2 separate regions of the Mus musculus genome follow, and region 2 is linked to region 1. A link is a loop called in an ENCODE intact Hi-C map of the cell type or tissue named here. Cell type or tissue: left cerebral cortex. All regions are shown on one strand.

Region 1 (8,000 bases):
TTTAAAGAATCCCATTGAGCACGACAGAGAATAAGAACAAGAATGTGAAGGGGAGACTGTCCCAAAGCTATCGCCATGCCTTTGAAATCTAAACGCTTCCTCGTATAAACAAAATCCAGGGAATCCCGAAGGGCCAATGGCAGAAGGAAGAGAATGCTTTTAATCGAGAGGCTTAGATGAGTATTTCTTGCTGCTGCTGCAGCAGCAACAGTGCCTTAGTCCCATGGGAAGGATAAAAGGTCCCTGGCAGCCAGAGGGACATGTTTTCACACTGTGCTCTGCTCTGCTTGGCTGGATACAGCCTGGGCACACACCAGGAAGTCTGGCCAGTTTTCTTAGCGTGTAGCTGTCTCCTCCACATTTAAACATTCCTTATGAAGGGAAGAGGGAGGGAGTAGGAGGTTGCTCAGGAGGCAGACTCTCAAGAAAATTAGAGTTCAGAAGAAAATCCTAAGACTCTTGAGGCATAAAGCCCCCTCACTGAGGTTATCTAAGCAGTAAACAATTGCTGGGGAAGAGGAGACTTTCCTGTGGGAATCCTTGCACTCTGTATAACAAACCAATCTGTTCACAAAGCTAGATAAAGTGGGACTAGTTTCTTTGGCCAGCAGTTGGTGCCCTACCTAGAGTGAAGAGTGAATAGGTGTTAGTTCCCATCCCTCCAGGAAAAGTCGCCAAGCAGGACTCAACAAGAAGGATGCCTGTACCACTTCTGATGTCATGTCCGCCAGCGTGGGCAGGATCAGTGTCTGTGACACACAATGTTATACGGCTCATGAGAAAAATGGCTTCTCTGTGATGTGAACACTTTCCTCTACCAACCCCACATGTTCATCTGTCCATAGATATATGTGCTGGTGTGGTCATTCATTCAGCGTGCATCCACTGAGTTCAAGGTGTCCGACGGACCAGTTTCCCATTGCTACTGTAACAGGGCACCATAGACTTACTAGTGGCTGAATAAACAAGCAAGAATGAGAGCATATTCTTACAGTTCCAGGGGCTGACAGGCTGACATGGATATGCTGGCCAGCCCTGCTCACTCTGAAGCTTCTAAGGAGGCATCTTCTCCATTTCTGTCTATCTCTGAGGACAACTAACAGTCCTTGGTAGTCTTCGATTTGCAGCTGCAATGCTCCAAACCCTGCCTCTGCCCTCAGTTTCCCTCTGGGACTGTATGTTACAGGTTAAACTATGCCCCCTCCAAATTTGTATGTTGAAGTGCTAATTTGAGGAACCTCAGAATGTGACTTTGTGGCTAGTGTTTTTACAAAGTAAGTTAAAGTGAGGAACGTAATTGCTCTAAGCAGTCTTTAGTTCTATCCAGCTTACATGTCATCTTTTTAAGGAAATGGCCCACATAGGTGTGCAACGCACACCACACACACACACATACACACACACGAGAGAGAGACAGAGACAGAGACAGAGAGAGAGAGAGAGAGACAGAGAGAGAGAGAGAGACAGAGAGAGAGAGAGAGGCAGAGCCAGGATGATGCCTTCATTAACCAAGGACTGACAAAGATGGAAAACCAGCAGAAAGGCTTTCCCTCTCAAACAGAGCAACGAACTCTGCCAACACCTGATTTGGAGCTTGTAGAGTCCAAGACTATGAGGAATACATTTCTCTCATTAAAGCCAGTCAGTTTGTATACAGTCACCATCCCTTTGGTGTCTGTGGAGAATCAGTTCCAGAAATTCCCAGTAGATACTGAAATCTAAGGATGAGGGCCGAAGGTTTAACAAACATCCGCCTAGCATGTGTGATATCCGGTGCTTAATTCCCAGCACTTAAAAAAAAAAATCCAAGAATGCTAACATTCCACATATAATGTCCCTGCATTTGCACAAAACCTATATGCCCAGCCCCATATACTTAATCATTGCTAGATTATTTGTAATACGGTTGCTATATAAATAGTCATATCATATTTATGGACTAGGAAGATGGGAATAATAAGTCTGCATGTATTCAGTACAATTAAATTATAGATGTTTGTATTTGTGCATAGTGAGTCTTTGATGGTGTGTTTTAGTGTTTGAGTTTTACATTGAGGGCTTCGGGTATGCTAGGCAACTCTTAGACCTCACAAAAGATTTTTGAGTTGCAGTTGGTTGAGTCCATGGTAAGAGTAAGCTTTTTCCCTCAGTGCTAGAAATCAGAAAAGGTCTTTTTAAATTGACCATTTATATTCCCTGTCCTTCTAATATCCTACTTGAACATTTCACCAATAATTGAAAAACACCATTTGGCATTTTAAAAATCTATTCATAGAAACTCTTTTATGTAAGGGGTACAATGTGTCTGCCATCTGTTTTGTCCAGTTCTCTCCCATTTGTCTATTCTTTTCTTTAAAAAAAATTTATTGCCATGACAGTCAGAAATTTCAGAATATTAAGTAGACCAGTGTTCTTTAATGTTGCAGATACCGTGCCTGAAACTTCTGCTTCATTAAATTTTACTACTTTAGTTTTTTGAAACAAGGCTTAGTTATAAAGCTTAGGGTAGCCTGGAACTTGCAATCCTCCTGTTTCAACCTCCTGAGGGCTGGGTAGATAGGCATGGTGATCCAAGCACTGGGGAGACTGAGGCAGGAGGGTCTGGAATCCAAGTGTGAGGCTCTTATGAATTACGTAGTGAGATTCTCTTAAATATCAACTAAACAGGCACAAACACTCCCAAATTAAATCTTTATCAGACTTAAAAAAAATCTCTCATTGGTTCGTTCCCTTTATATAAATGAAACTGTAGATTCTATCCGACATTACTTACTTACCTGTTTGTCTGAGACTTTACAATAGCATTAGGGACAATTCAGTGGTTGTGTGTTTGTACATATGTATTATATACACTAAAAATAATTTACATAACCCACGACCTCACCCAGGATAACTAAACGCCCTATTATATTATTGAACTCTATACTCTTTCCCTAAGGTTTGTCTGTCAGTAAGTGAAATTCAAACATCTCACTAAAGGAAGAAGTATATATAAAATAGGGAGACAAGGCGAGCAAAAACCTCTGGGCTAGGTGTAAGGCTCGGCAGCCAAACGACCCCTGTGGTCGTACAGAGGGTTTCAAAGGCTGGACTCTTCCACCTAAAATGACCGTTCTTATAGCAGAGAATGGAAGGCCGGCAGGGCAGTGGGAACAAAGGGTCTCAGCGGACGAGTTGCCTCTCCCGGAGGTGCGGGTTATCCGGAAGGCTACAAAAGCTGCTGTCAGACCTGCACAACAAACAAGAAAGTGACACCCACAGGGCCTAGGGGCAGCAGCGGCGCAGCAGGGCGCACCGCAGAGCGCTCAACTGTGCACAAGGGCGCAGAGCGGCGCACAGCAGGAGCAGGATTGGCCCCAAAGCGGAGGGTAGGCGGGGCCTATGGAGGCGGACACCGGGAATTGGTTTTCGCGCGGAGCGTGGGCGGAGCCTCTGAAAAGGGCTCTCGCACTCGCGCAGGCGCAGTAGGGCAGTGGGCGGGGTCTCGTTGAGCCCGGAAGGCAGTAGGAGGCTGGGCGCCCGGCATGCGGGTGCTGGAGCCCGGTGGGCGCGGCCGCGAGAGCTGCTGACTACGTCGTGGGATCGGGAGCCGGTGGCGGCGCGCGGAGCAGGTGAGCGCGGGAGACGGTGCTGGCAGCTTCGGCGGGCGCTTCCAGCTCGGCCTGGCCGAGCGGGCTCCGAGATGCGTGGTGCCCAGGCCTCGGTCGGCAGACAGCAAGCCGCAGTGTGGGCTCAGGGCAAGAGGCCCCGGAAAGAAGGGGTGTGGGGCGGCCACCCGAAGCTGCGGACCCTCCGGTGCCTCGGCGCAGTATTCGTGGCGCGGTCCGGAGTTCTCGGGCTTCGGACGTGTCCGAGTCTCGGTGCCGCTCCTGACTGCGTCCCAGGCGGCCCTTGGCCCAAATACCCCGGAGAGGTACCTACAAGTACCTACCTACACGTACCTCCAGGGGTTGTAGGAGGCCGAGCTAACCTCGCTCGGTGGTCGGGAGCTCTTGAGAGCAGCTCACTGCAGCATCCTTGCTGGCTGTGGCTACTTCCTTCGTGGAGGTTGGCTTTAGGGACAGATTTATTCCTGAATCGCTCTAGTGTTGCAATAAGCTCAACTCGAGTTGCTTAATGAAGGAGCCTGTTATCTTACAGCGGGCAGAGTGGGATTCTATAGTCTCTTCCTAGAATTCTGTTGTTTTTCTCATGCAAAGGCTGACTTGGAGACCTGTCTCAGGTATAGAATGAATTGGTTCAATGAAACCCAGCGAAATTACGCTGTACTCAAGGTGGAAGATGGTGGGACAGGTAACTTGAGTTGTTTTGCTGTTTAACCATCTAACGTTGCATTCAATCTGTCACCTGTAACAGCGAGTAAACACAAGTCTGAAAATTTGAAAATTGCCTTGTACTGCAACCAATGCTCATGTAAATGTCATTGTGGGCGGTGTTAGTGTCTGGTGACGTCATCATAATTAGATTAGATAAGCACCGTTTCTGAAATACCGAATGGATTTTGGAAATACAGTATATAGTAAAATCATCGTTAGTGATCTGGGGGTTGTTATTCCATATAAGGTTTTCTGCTAAAAGCAGACCTGTGCAGGTCATGGTGAGGCTTAGGACAGAGTGGTGGGGTCAGAACACAGGTGTGAAACAAGTGGTAATATGAAGGTATAATAACAAGGTATAATATGAATTATATTGATCACAACCAAAGTAAATTAAGAAAAAACCCTGTTGGGCCAAGAGAGCAACTCCAATGAGCTTTGAAAGTACTGAACTTGAAGTGTGTAAGATCACAAGCCACAAGACTGTTGGAACTTCCGGTCAAACACACAAACAAAAAAACAAACTTGTAGTGGAATCCCAAAGCAGGACCCTTGCAGAGGTGTTTTGAACATGTTCTTAAATGTTATATGAGATTTATTGATGCGAATTACACTTCCAGATGGGATCTTGTGGAAAAAAATATTCCTTACACTCTGTGCCTGTGGCCTTGCTGGAAAGTTGAACAGATTAGGAATAGCAATGGGGTGTCACTTAAAGAGGCCTCTGTTACTTTGCTATCCCCATAATGAGGGAGAGAGTCTAGCAGAGGTGAGCTCAATGATTTTGTTACAACTTTTCATTGTGGAAATTGTGGGACTGGGTTGTAGCAAGGTTTAATCCTTGTGTAGAAAGCACTTTTAAAAGTTTCTCCTTGAAAGTGGCACAGGATTCCGTGCTTCACCGCCTTTCAGAAGCCATGAATACTGTTAAAAGGTTTATAGTTTTTTGTTTGTTTGTTCGTCTTTTTAAAGGAGTTATAGATCTTTGGGGGCTGGAGAGACAGAGGTTAGGGGGGCCTGCTGCTCTTGCAGAACAGAGTCGCAGAAGCTCACAACCACATGCAACTCCAGCTGCAGGGAATCTGCTACCCTCTTATAACCTCCACGGGTACCTGTACTCACACATGCATGTGTGCATGTGTGCACAAGTGCACAGGAGCGTGTGCATATGTGCACATACACACACAAAATGATAAAAATAATAACAAATCTTAAGTCTTGCTTAAAAAACAGTGGATATATGAACAGGGAAAACTGAAATGCTTGCGGACTCTCACTAAGGCAGCCTTTTTCTTATTTGACCATATCTACAGAAAAAAAAAATAAACAAACACAGAAGCTAATTTTGTATTGACTTGTGAATTTGTGTTTTGCCAATTTGTCACTCACAATTATAAATAGAAATTGTCAGATAGTTGCTTACTCCTTTATATTTTATTAACTTTTATTTTATTATATTTTATATAACTTTTCCTAAGATGTGCCCTCTAAATTATTGGAGCGCACAACATCACTAATTTCTAAGCAGTCTGTGAATAAGTGTGCATGTATCAATATCTGTTGCTAGTTTCAAATTGTTTTTCTGGGTTTTGTTTGTTTGTTTGGGGGGTTGTTTGTTCATTCCTTTTGATTTTTCAAGACTGGGTTTCTCTGTGTGCCCCTGGCTGTCCTAGAACTTATTCTGTAGACTAGACTAATCTGGCACTCACAGAGATTTACCTGGCTCTGCCTCTCAAGTGATGGTATTAAAGATGTGAGCCACTACTACTGGTCTAATCTTGTTTTTTTAACTTCCCTTTCAACTCATTGTGTCTTTTATTTTATTTATTTATTTGTTGGTGTTTTGTTTTGTTGAGACAGAGTCTCACTCTGTAGCTCTAGCTGTCTTGGAACTCACTATGTAGAACAGGCTGACCTCAAACTCATGAAGATCTGCCTGCTTCTGCCTCACAAATGCTAGGATCAAAGGCATGTGCTACCAAACCCAATGACCCAGTGTCTATGATGCTTGGATTAAAAAGGTGTTCAAATGAAGGAACCTATGTCTCATCTTTAAGAAAAACTTGCTTTTACTTTGTGTGTGTGTGTGTGTGTGTGTGTGTGTGTGTGTGCGCGCGTGTGCACTGGAGTGCCCGTGCCCTTAGAGTCTTAAGAGGACATCAGAACTTCCTATTGCAGGAGTTACAGGTGGTTGGGAGCTGCCAGCCTTGGGTGGTAGGAATTGAACTAGTGTTCTCTGAAAGAGCAGTTCACATTCTTAACCACTGAGCCATCTCTCCAGCCCCGTGCTTTATTTAGTGCATCTCAGGAATATTTGGAGCTCTTTAGATTACAAAATACATGAACTTTCTCAGGTTTGAGTGGTGACCTTCCTACAACACTCTTAAAAGTCATATAGCAAAATTTGGGTGACATCCCTTTGTCCTCTCTGATATGCCGAGAAGGCCTTCAGTAGTTATAGTACATCACTGGGTATATCCTGTTGCTAGACGTAGAAACCTTTCTTCTGGAATATTTTTGAAACGATTTGTGGCACCTGATTCTTTCTAGCAGAAGGGGTCGGCAGTTTCTCCTTGTTAGCAAAGGGAAGCATCCCTGGGCATCCAGGTGGGGAAGACACTTATTGAGAGGGTGTTAAAACTGGAGCACGCCTTGGGGGCGAAACACAGACGAATCTATAAAAGCATTGCCAGGAGTAGGCTGCTCACTGCAGCTTCCTCTCCTGCATCTCCTGTGCGTGTTAGCATCTGTATGCTTCCGAGTAGTTCCCTAGCGCCTGCCTTCTCCATGGAGTGTTTGCCACACCTGTAAGCACAGGCACACCTCTGGCTTATGAAACTTAACTAACACCGAAACAGTGCCTTCCTTGCTTGGTCCTGGTCTCTGCTTCTAGATGCACCTCTGCTGGAGAGAGTGAGACCTGTAGGACTGCGGCCCTGCTGGCTGACGTAAATAAGCGAATAAACTTTGCTCTCACAGAACAAGCTGGCATATTCTTTTGACGATGTCTCTGGGGGAAAATGATTTAAATTATGTTAACCTTCTGAAATAGAAGGGTTGGGTTTTAAACCTCACCCTGAATATTGAAGCTGCCCCCGTGTTTGCTTTGGAGTTTCACATACTCACTGTTTGTCTCAGCATTTGGTGTGCTCCCTGGAGCACGGCCGCAAACCCTTGGGGCTTCCTGTGCTCCAGGAAGACACCTGGGACTGGGTGGTCCCTTGGGCTCGGACAGCTCTAATATGATATAATATTCAAGATAAACTAGAATTTGTGCCCCCATTTTAACAAACTATTTTTAAGAAATTATAAATGCTTGCCGGGCAGTGATGGCGCACGCCTTTAATCCCAGCACTTGGGAGGCAGGCAGATCTGTGAGTTTGAGGCTAGCCTGGTCTACAGAGTGAGTTCCAGAATAGCCAGAGCTACACAGAGACACTCAAGGAAAAAAAATTTTAATGAACAAATACATTGTAAACATTTAACAAAGAAAAATGGATTGGCTGATTTGTATGCTCAATTCTCTCTGAAAACAAAAGACTGCCCTTCTCCTGTACATAATTGAACATGTGGGCAATTTATGAAAGGATCGCAAAGTTTAAAAAAAAAAAAAGCCTTTGTAGCTGTCTTTGTCGCTTCCAACCTCTCCCTGCTGCATTTCTGCTTTTCTCTCTTCTGGCTGCT
Region 2 (8,000 bases), 460 kb after region 1:
CTATTATAGTTAAACCACTGAAAAAGGAAAGATAATTGATAAAAGCAATGAACAAAATAAAACAAACTCCAAAACTGTCAGCCAGATGACTCAGTGCTACTGGGCCTCTGCCGTGCATGAGCATATACAGTACGTGTGCACACACAGTGCATGTGTACACACAGTGGGTGTGCATACACAGTGCATGTACACATAGTGCATATGCATGCACAGTACATGTGCACACACAGTGGGTGTGCATACACAGTGCATGTGCACACAGTGCATTTGGACACACAGTGCATGTGAACACACAGTGGGTGTGCATACAGTACATGTGCATACACAGTGGGTGTGTATACAGTACATGTGCATACACAGTGGGTGTGCATACAGTACATGTGCATACACAGTTGGTGTGCACACAGTTCATGTGCACACACAGTGAGTGTGCATACACAGTGCATGTACACACACAGTGCTTTTGGACACATAGTACACGTGCACACACAGTGCATGTGCACACACAGTGCATGTACACACACAGTGCATTTGGACACACAGTGCATGTGCACACACAGTAGGTGTGCATACAGTACATGTGCACACACAGTGCATGTACACACAGTGCATATGCACGCACAGTACATGTGCACACACAGTGGGTATGCATACAGTACATGTGGACACACAGTACATGTGCACACACAGTGCATGTGCACACACAGTGCATGTACACACAGTGCATATGCACACACAGTACATGTGCACACACAATGCATGTGCACACAGTACATACACAGTGTGTGCACATGTGCATGCACAAAAGTAGATATAAGCGAAGTTGAAGTTGACAAGACAGCAGGACTTAGGCAAGCTAGACGATGGAGTGGTTCATTTAAGGTGCGAAAGGTAAGAGACCCCAGCTTTGAATCTCATGGTCACTGACCACATCCTCCAGTGATGAAATGAAATAAACTTTCAAATGGACCTAAACTGAGGACATTCATTACCCACTGGCAGTAAAAGAAGAAACAGTTTCTAGCCAGAAAGAAATAGTTCCAGGCAGAAATGTGGACGTGTAGGAGGGGGCACCTGAAAGGTCACCACTGAGAATGAAGTATGTTGTGAACATGTCCGATCTGCAGCCTGCAGGCCAGTGAGAGCTTTAATGCAGCCCAATACAGAGCCATAAACTTAATTAAAGCACTATGTGATGTATTTTGGTAACTCCATTGCACAGTTCGTATGAACTTCGTAGATGATGACACGTCACAATGGCAAGCAGATCCTGAGGTGAGCAGGGGATCTAAGCCCCTTCACATCCTTGTCCAGATTCTTCTGTCACCGAGGCTCAGTGTCTCTCCCCCGTCTTCTCTCTGTCACCGAGGCTCAGTGTCTCTCCCCCGTCTTCTCTCTGTCACCGAGGCTCAGTGTCTCTCCCCCGTCTTCTCTCTGTCACCGAGGCTCAGTGTCTCTCCCCCGTCTTCTCTCGGGAACAGGCCTCCTCTGGAATTGCCTACCTTCTCAGCTCATGCTGGGAAATACAACTCAAACTGAAACAAGACCCAGGCCCAGCACTAAGATGAACTCATATCTTAAATATAGACACCAGCGTCAGAGTGTTGATAAACCAGCCTTCCCACACTCGTCTGTAACAAAATGTGTTGGAGCGGAGGTCAGAGGGACAGTGGCAGGCCAAGGAGCCTCTGGCCCACAGACCAGGGCTTCCCCATGCTGGTTCAGTCATAGGCTGGTAATGAGCTTGCTTTCCAATAATGTTGGTTTCATTAAAAGAGTTAAAAAACCAAGGGGCTGGAGAGATGGCTCAGTGGTTAAGAGCACCGACTGCTCTTCCAAAGGTCCTAAGTTCAAATCCCAGCAACCACATGGTGGCTCACAACCATCTGTAACAAGATCTGATGTCCTCTTCTGGAGTGTCTGAAGACAGCTACAGTGTACTTACACATAATAAATAAATAAATCTTAAAAAAAAAAAAAAAAGTTAAAAACAGCCGGGTGGTAGTGGCACATGCCTTTAATCCCAGCATTTGGGAGGCAGAGGCAGACAGATTTCTGAGTTCAAGGTTAGCCTGGTCTACAGAGTAAGTGCCAGGGCTATACAGAGAAACCCTGTCTAAAAAAAAAAAAAAAAAAAAAAAAAGAGTTAAAAGAACATTTTGCAATTTCATTCTTTTTTTGGTTTGTTTTTTTAAACGAAGATTTTATTCGTTTTATTTTATGTATATATGAGAATGTATGTGTACCATGTGAGTGCTTCATATTCTCAGAGAATGAAACTCCACCTGCAAGTTGGGTTACTGATAGCTGTAAGCCACTATGTGGGTGCTGGGGACTGAGCCTAGTCTTCTTCAAGAACCGCAAGCTGCCGTAAGCACGGAGCCATCTCTTCAAGCCCTATTTATTTATTCATAACAGACAGCAGCTTATGTATCCCAGACTGGTCTTGAACTTGCTATGTTGCCAAGGATAGATTGCGGTATTGCTTTTCACACCTCCCTTGTCAATGGTTGTGCTGCAGGCAGATGCAGACTGGATGCCCAGAGCCTTCTTGTCTCCTTTCTGTGATTCACACTCTCAGAGACTCCTCCAAAGACCAGATACAGCGAATGCAGAGAAAGCCTGGAGCTTCGGTTCCCTGGGAATTTGCAGGGATTGCTTTTGTGAACCCTAACAGGAGAACGGGCGTGGTTTCAGAGTAGGTGCCTCCAGGAGAATGGGTTCCCACTGGCATCTGTACACACCAGTGTTGTGCCTGGCTGGGGAGGTGGGGGGGGGGGGGCGGAGATCTAATTTTCTAGATGGCAAATTTGATGTCTTTTGACATTAATGTCACCACTTCCCAAACCTTGAGAATTGGGTAAAGAGGAGTATGAGTCATTTGAGAAACATATATTTACTCAGAACCTGACATTTTTGGTAATTTACATTTGATAAAAATGATAGCATTGAAATTAAGCAATACTTTTAAAAGCATCCGGTTGGCTTTCTTTATTGAAAACTAAAATCCTTGGCGAGCATTTCCTGGTAGCTGCTGAGAGACTGAGCTAGGGCGGAGGCTATTGCCTGCCACACGAGCAGGGTCCTCTTAGACAGCAGTCAGTCTCAATGATACTCTAAATACAGCGTGTAATATTCAAAAATGCACACAAATCTTTGAGATAAATATTAATGAGGTTTAGAGATCCCAGAGGGCCATTTAGTGCAATGCACTCAGCTGAGGGGCAACTTGAGGAAGCCTGTGGGGTTGTGGGGGAGGAGGTCCTTCTAATGAAGCCTGTGGAGAGCCTGATTTACAGCCCTGCCTCAGACAGGCTTGTCAGGACACCTAGTTGGGAAAGGAGTGTGAATAGAGTCCAGAAGGTGGCGCTCTCCTTTCCCCGTCAGTAGACACCGTTCATTACCTCTCTGCAGTTGTCAAGGATTATGAAGTGGGGGCCACTATGTTGGCTCATGCCTGTTGCCCCCTGGGTCTTTGGAAAGATAAGGCAGGGGCTCACTTGAGCCCAGGCGTTTGAGGGCAGCCTTGGTAAATAGTTTGAGCCCATCCTAAACAAACCATTGTGATGTGCGATTTCTATGTTCTTTGCAAGCTAACAATTAGCCTCCCCGTAGTTTCCTAGGTGCTGGCGCAGATGTGACGCTTCTAGGTCAGAGACGAAGAAGAATTTATTAGTCAAAACAAAAACAGTACCAAGGTTGCCAAAACTCCTCGGTTCACCGCAGGACAATGAGAAAAAGGAAAGGGGCTGGGGTGTGTCACAGCATAGGAATTGGGTAGCCAATGCACTAGGAGGTCCCACCAGGACTCATCACTTTGATGTAGTGCTAACTTTGCAGCTTGAGGAAAATACAGCCCAATGGATATAGGTTGTCAGGCTCAGAGAGATACTTTATGGCTGGCTTACCATCTTCTTAGTTCAGTCACCCCAGCCCAGGTAACATATGCCTTTAATCCCAGCGCTGGAGCGACGAGGGCAGAGGCTGACAGATCGCTATGAATAAGTTCAAGGTCAGCTTTCCATAGTGAAGCCCTATCTCAAACAACACGGACCACAAAAGTCACCACCGACGAAATACTTATATGGAGCACACTAATTAGACTAACAAGGAGTTTATTAGTAATATTAAGAGAGGAAGTGGGAGCAAGACAAAATGGGGCCACTAGGCTGGAGGGAGGTAATCGTGGATGGATATGATAAAACATGTATATGATTTATACATTGGGTAAATGTATGAGATTGTCAAAGAATAAATAAATGTGTTGCTTAAAACTACTAACAATCAATAGTAAGTTTAGCAAGATCTCAGAATAGCAGTCAATACGCAAAACAAACGAATGCATCTCCATGTTCTGGCAGCAAATAACTAAAAATGAAGCTAACAAATAAAATATTTCAGAGCTGGAGAGATGGCTCGTTGTTTGAGAGTGCTGAATGCTTTTCCAGAGTACCTGAGTTCAGCTCCAGCTCCAGGGGGGGTCTGAGTCCTCGGGTCTCCACAGACACTACCCCAATAAGCTTAATTAAAAAGAAATCTCTTTAAGAGTAAATAAAATATTTCAATAATGTAGAAGATCACAGAATGCTAATGGATTTTGGTTTTTTCAACAACTAGAAAACATTGTTGAAATAAAAAGAAAAATAGAAGTCTGATGATTTAGCCTGATCTAGATGCCCAAGACCCTGGGTTCTATCCCCAGAACTGGGAAGAAGATAAAATAGAAAGATCACTCTGTTTGCAGATTTGGTGACTCACCTTCAATAAAATGCCAGTTCTCTCTGAGCTAATCCTATAGTCATCTGACTGCTACTCAAATTTAACAGAATTTTCCAAAAAACATTAACAGGCTGACTCTGAAGTTTATATAAAAAGCAAAGTAATTAAAAATAACCAAAGGGATGCTGAAAAGGAAAACAACAAGCATGAAAAATGCTATGATTAAACACACTGCTTTGTACACTAAGATAAAAGATAAAAGAAAATTGAATTACTTTGATTATGTGATTTAGAGATAATCTTGATTGTTATCTAATGGTTACTAAGAGCAACAACAAAGTCCTAAAACACACACACTAGTATAGTCAATGGATGTGTGTGTGTGTGTGTGTGTGTGTGTGTGTGTGTGTGTGTGGTTTTTCTAGACAGGGTTTCTCAATGTAACCAGCCTTGACTATCCTGGACTTGCTTTGTAGTCCAGGCTGCCTCAAACTCACGAAGATCGCCAGCCTCTCCTGCCTCTTTCCCCCTGCCCTCTGTCCCTTGCCCCCTGCTTTCTGCCTCTGCCTCAAGTGTGCCACCACACCCAGCAATGATTTTTTTTTTTAAACACAGAGTCTCACTCTATAGCCCTGGCTGGCCTGATACTTGCTATGTAGACTGGGCTGATCTGGATCTGATAGAGAACCACTGCTCCTCAGTGCTAGGAATTAAAAGCGTGTGCCACTAGCCGGGCATGGTGGTGCACGCCTTTAATCCCAGCACTTGGGAGGCAGAGGCAGGCAGATTTCTGAGTTCGAGGCCAGCCTGGTCTACAAAGTGAATTCCAGGACAGCCAGGGCTACACAGAGAAACCCTGTCTCGAAAAACCAAAAAAAAAAAAGTGTGTACCACTGTGCCTGGCCTAGCCAGTTGATTTTTTTTTTTTTTTCAAAAGAGAAAGCAATTCAGCAATTCAATGGAATAAGGTAACCCTCTCAATGTCGGCTCACACAGCCAGAATTATGTGGGAGGGTAAGCCTTGGCCCTTTCCTCACATCCCCCACAAAAATTAGTTTGAAACAAAGTATGGTGCTTCAAGACTGTGGAATGCACAGCCATGCAGAAGAATTAAATTATGAATACACACAACTACTGGGATGCTGGCCAGGGGAATTTCAAATTCCGAGGCAATTATACCAGATGAACAAGCTGGTCCCCAAAAGATTACATATTGTTTGATATCATTTATATAACTTTTGTAAAACTTTTTCTAATGACAAAAAGTTTAGCTACAGGCTAGGGGTAGGGCTGGGACCAGATCCAGGAAGAAGGTGGGCGTGGCTATAAAGGGCAACATAGTGTTTGTTATATTCAGAATTCTGAATAGCAGTGAATCCACCAACTTGTGCAGTTTATAAAATGTTTATAGAACACACACACAGAGAGAGAGAGAGAGAGAGAGAGAGAGAGAGAGAGAGAGAGAGAGAGAGAGAGAGAGAAACAGCAAGCAGTACACAGGCTACCTGAATGAGTAAATTGCATCACCACTAGTAATCTCTTTATGATACTGTATTATAATTTTTAAAATTGTTACCATTGAGAGAAACCCCCGGAAGAGCACACAAAGAATTTCTCTGTGCTATTTGCTACAACCACAGTAAGAAACAAGAATCCGAGTAAAACCTGAAATTAAGTGGGCGGAGTCCTGTGCACTTAGAATGGCAGCTACTTGGGAGGCTAAAGGGTTATTTGAACTCATAAGTTCAACCAGCCTGAGCAACAGCAGAGGACTAAAGGGACAGGGAACTGTACGCCTAAACACAGAGGTGACCCTTTCTGATTATGTGTATGTATGTGCACCTGAGTATATGGACATGTCCACATGTGTGCCAGAGCTGTCATCAGGAAAGGCCATGGGATCTCCTGAAAGTAGAGTTTCAGGCAGTTGGGAGCCACCTTGTGGGTGCCAGAAACTGAACTCAGGATCTCTGCAAGAGCAGAGAATGTTCAAAACCATTGAGTCATCCCTCCAGCCCCGAGAGGCCCCTAGAGGTAACTTTGTTTACTTTCATTATTTTTTTTTCCTTAAAATTTCAAGAATTGGAGCTTTTTATAACTTATAGAAAACAATAATAGTATTGACCTGTGGGGAGGCGAAGATTTGTTAGGACAGAACCCAGCTATGAATATGGCAAACGATTCTGGTAAATTGTAGTTCATCAAGCTACGGTGGTTCATACCTGGGATCCCAGCCCCGTGGAGAATCACAAATTAAGGCCCGCCTGGGCGACATAATGAGAGAAAAGAGTGGCACCCATCCATGTCTTCCAGTCTGACTGGGGACAGTTAATCCAATAGCTGCATCAGGATGCAAGTGATGTGGTGGGGCAGCCACTGTGGTCCTTTTCTGAAGCTGCTGTCCAGCACCATCTCACTCTGTGGAAGAGGACATGACTCCACGGCAGTAGCACTGCTGGAAGTGTCCAGAGATGCGTGTTCTAGAGCATTCCTAGGTGTCAAGGATTGTATTCCTCATTAAAACTCAGAAACCGAGGCTGAAGAAGGCTGCCCCTTTTCCAGGCTCAGAGAAGCGAAGGTAGCAGATATGAGAGCTAGCCAAGTTGTTTGGGCTGAGAAGTTTTCCATCCTCCTTCTGAGTTTCTAGTTCCTTATCACTTAAAATGAAAAACTGGAAGAAGGATGACACATGGCCAGACAAGATGTAGTATTTAGTAATAATTCTTCTCCTCCTCCCTCCTCCTCCTCCTCCCTCCTCCTCCTCCTCCCTCCTCCTTCCTCCCCCCTCCTCCCTCCTCCCTCCTCCTCCTCCCTCCTCCTCCCTCCTCTCTCCTCCTCCTCCCTCCTCCTCCCTCCTCCCTCCTCCTCCCTCCTCCTTCCTTCCTCCTCCTCCCAATTCCTCCTCTTCCTTCCTCCTCCTCCTCTTTTGGATTTTTGAGATGGGGTTTCTCTGTGTAGCTCTGACTGTCCTGGAACTTGTTCCATAGACCAGGTTGTCCTTGAATTCACAGAGGTCCACCTGCCACTGCTTCCGGAGTGCTGGGATTAAGGGCATGTGCCTTCACAGTCCACTTTTTTGCTTTTTTTTTTGTTTCGTTTTGTTTTGTTTTTAAACTTACTTTACATCCCAAACTCTGTCCCAACTCCTGGTCACTTCCTTCCATAGTCCCTCTCTCTCCCTCTCCCTTCCTCCTCTGAGAGAGTGGAGTCCCCCCCCCCCCCCAATCCGTATCTCTCTCTCACACACACACACACACACACACACACACACACACACACAC

The links. A loop is a pair of places that touch in the nucleus more often than their neighbours do. Peaks named below come from ENCODE experiments on the same cell type or tissue, not always from the same donor. Only the 100,000 strongest peaks of a DNase experiment are listed, where the experiment ranks them.
Region 2: a loop joins it to region 1, with 4 times the contacts of the local background. A loop is called at or near these places in 7 of 42 quality-filtered maps.

Annotation. Positions count from the first base shown.
Region 1 is chr9:98,982,902-98,990,901 of GRCm38, forward strand. Faim (Fas apoptotic inhibitory molecule) reads left to right here and starts at 3,472. Exons shown (of 5, transcript NM_011810.3): 1 at 3,472-3,611. In left cerebral cortex, a CTCF peak has its summit at 3,319; DNase peaks (open chromatin) are centred at 3,432 and 3,929; H3K4me3 peaks cover 1,826 bases; H3K27ac peaks cover 949 bases.
Region 2 is chr9:99,441,671-99,449,670 of GRCm38, forward strand. No RefSeq gene overlaps it. Among named protein-coding and RNA genes, the nearest start is that of Mras, 9.0 kb to the left of the region's middle. In left cerebral cortex, a CTCF peak has its summit at 3,364 (motif pointing right); DNase peaks (open chromatin) are centred at 1,473, 2,481 and 5,858; H3K27ac peaks cover 265 bases.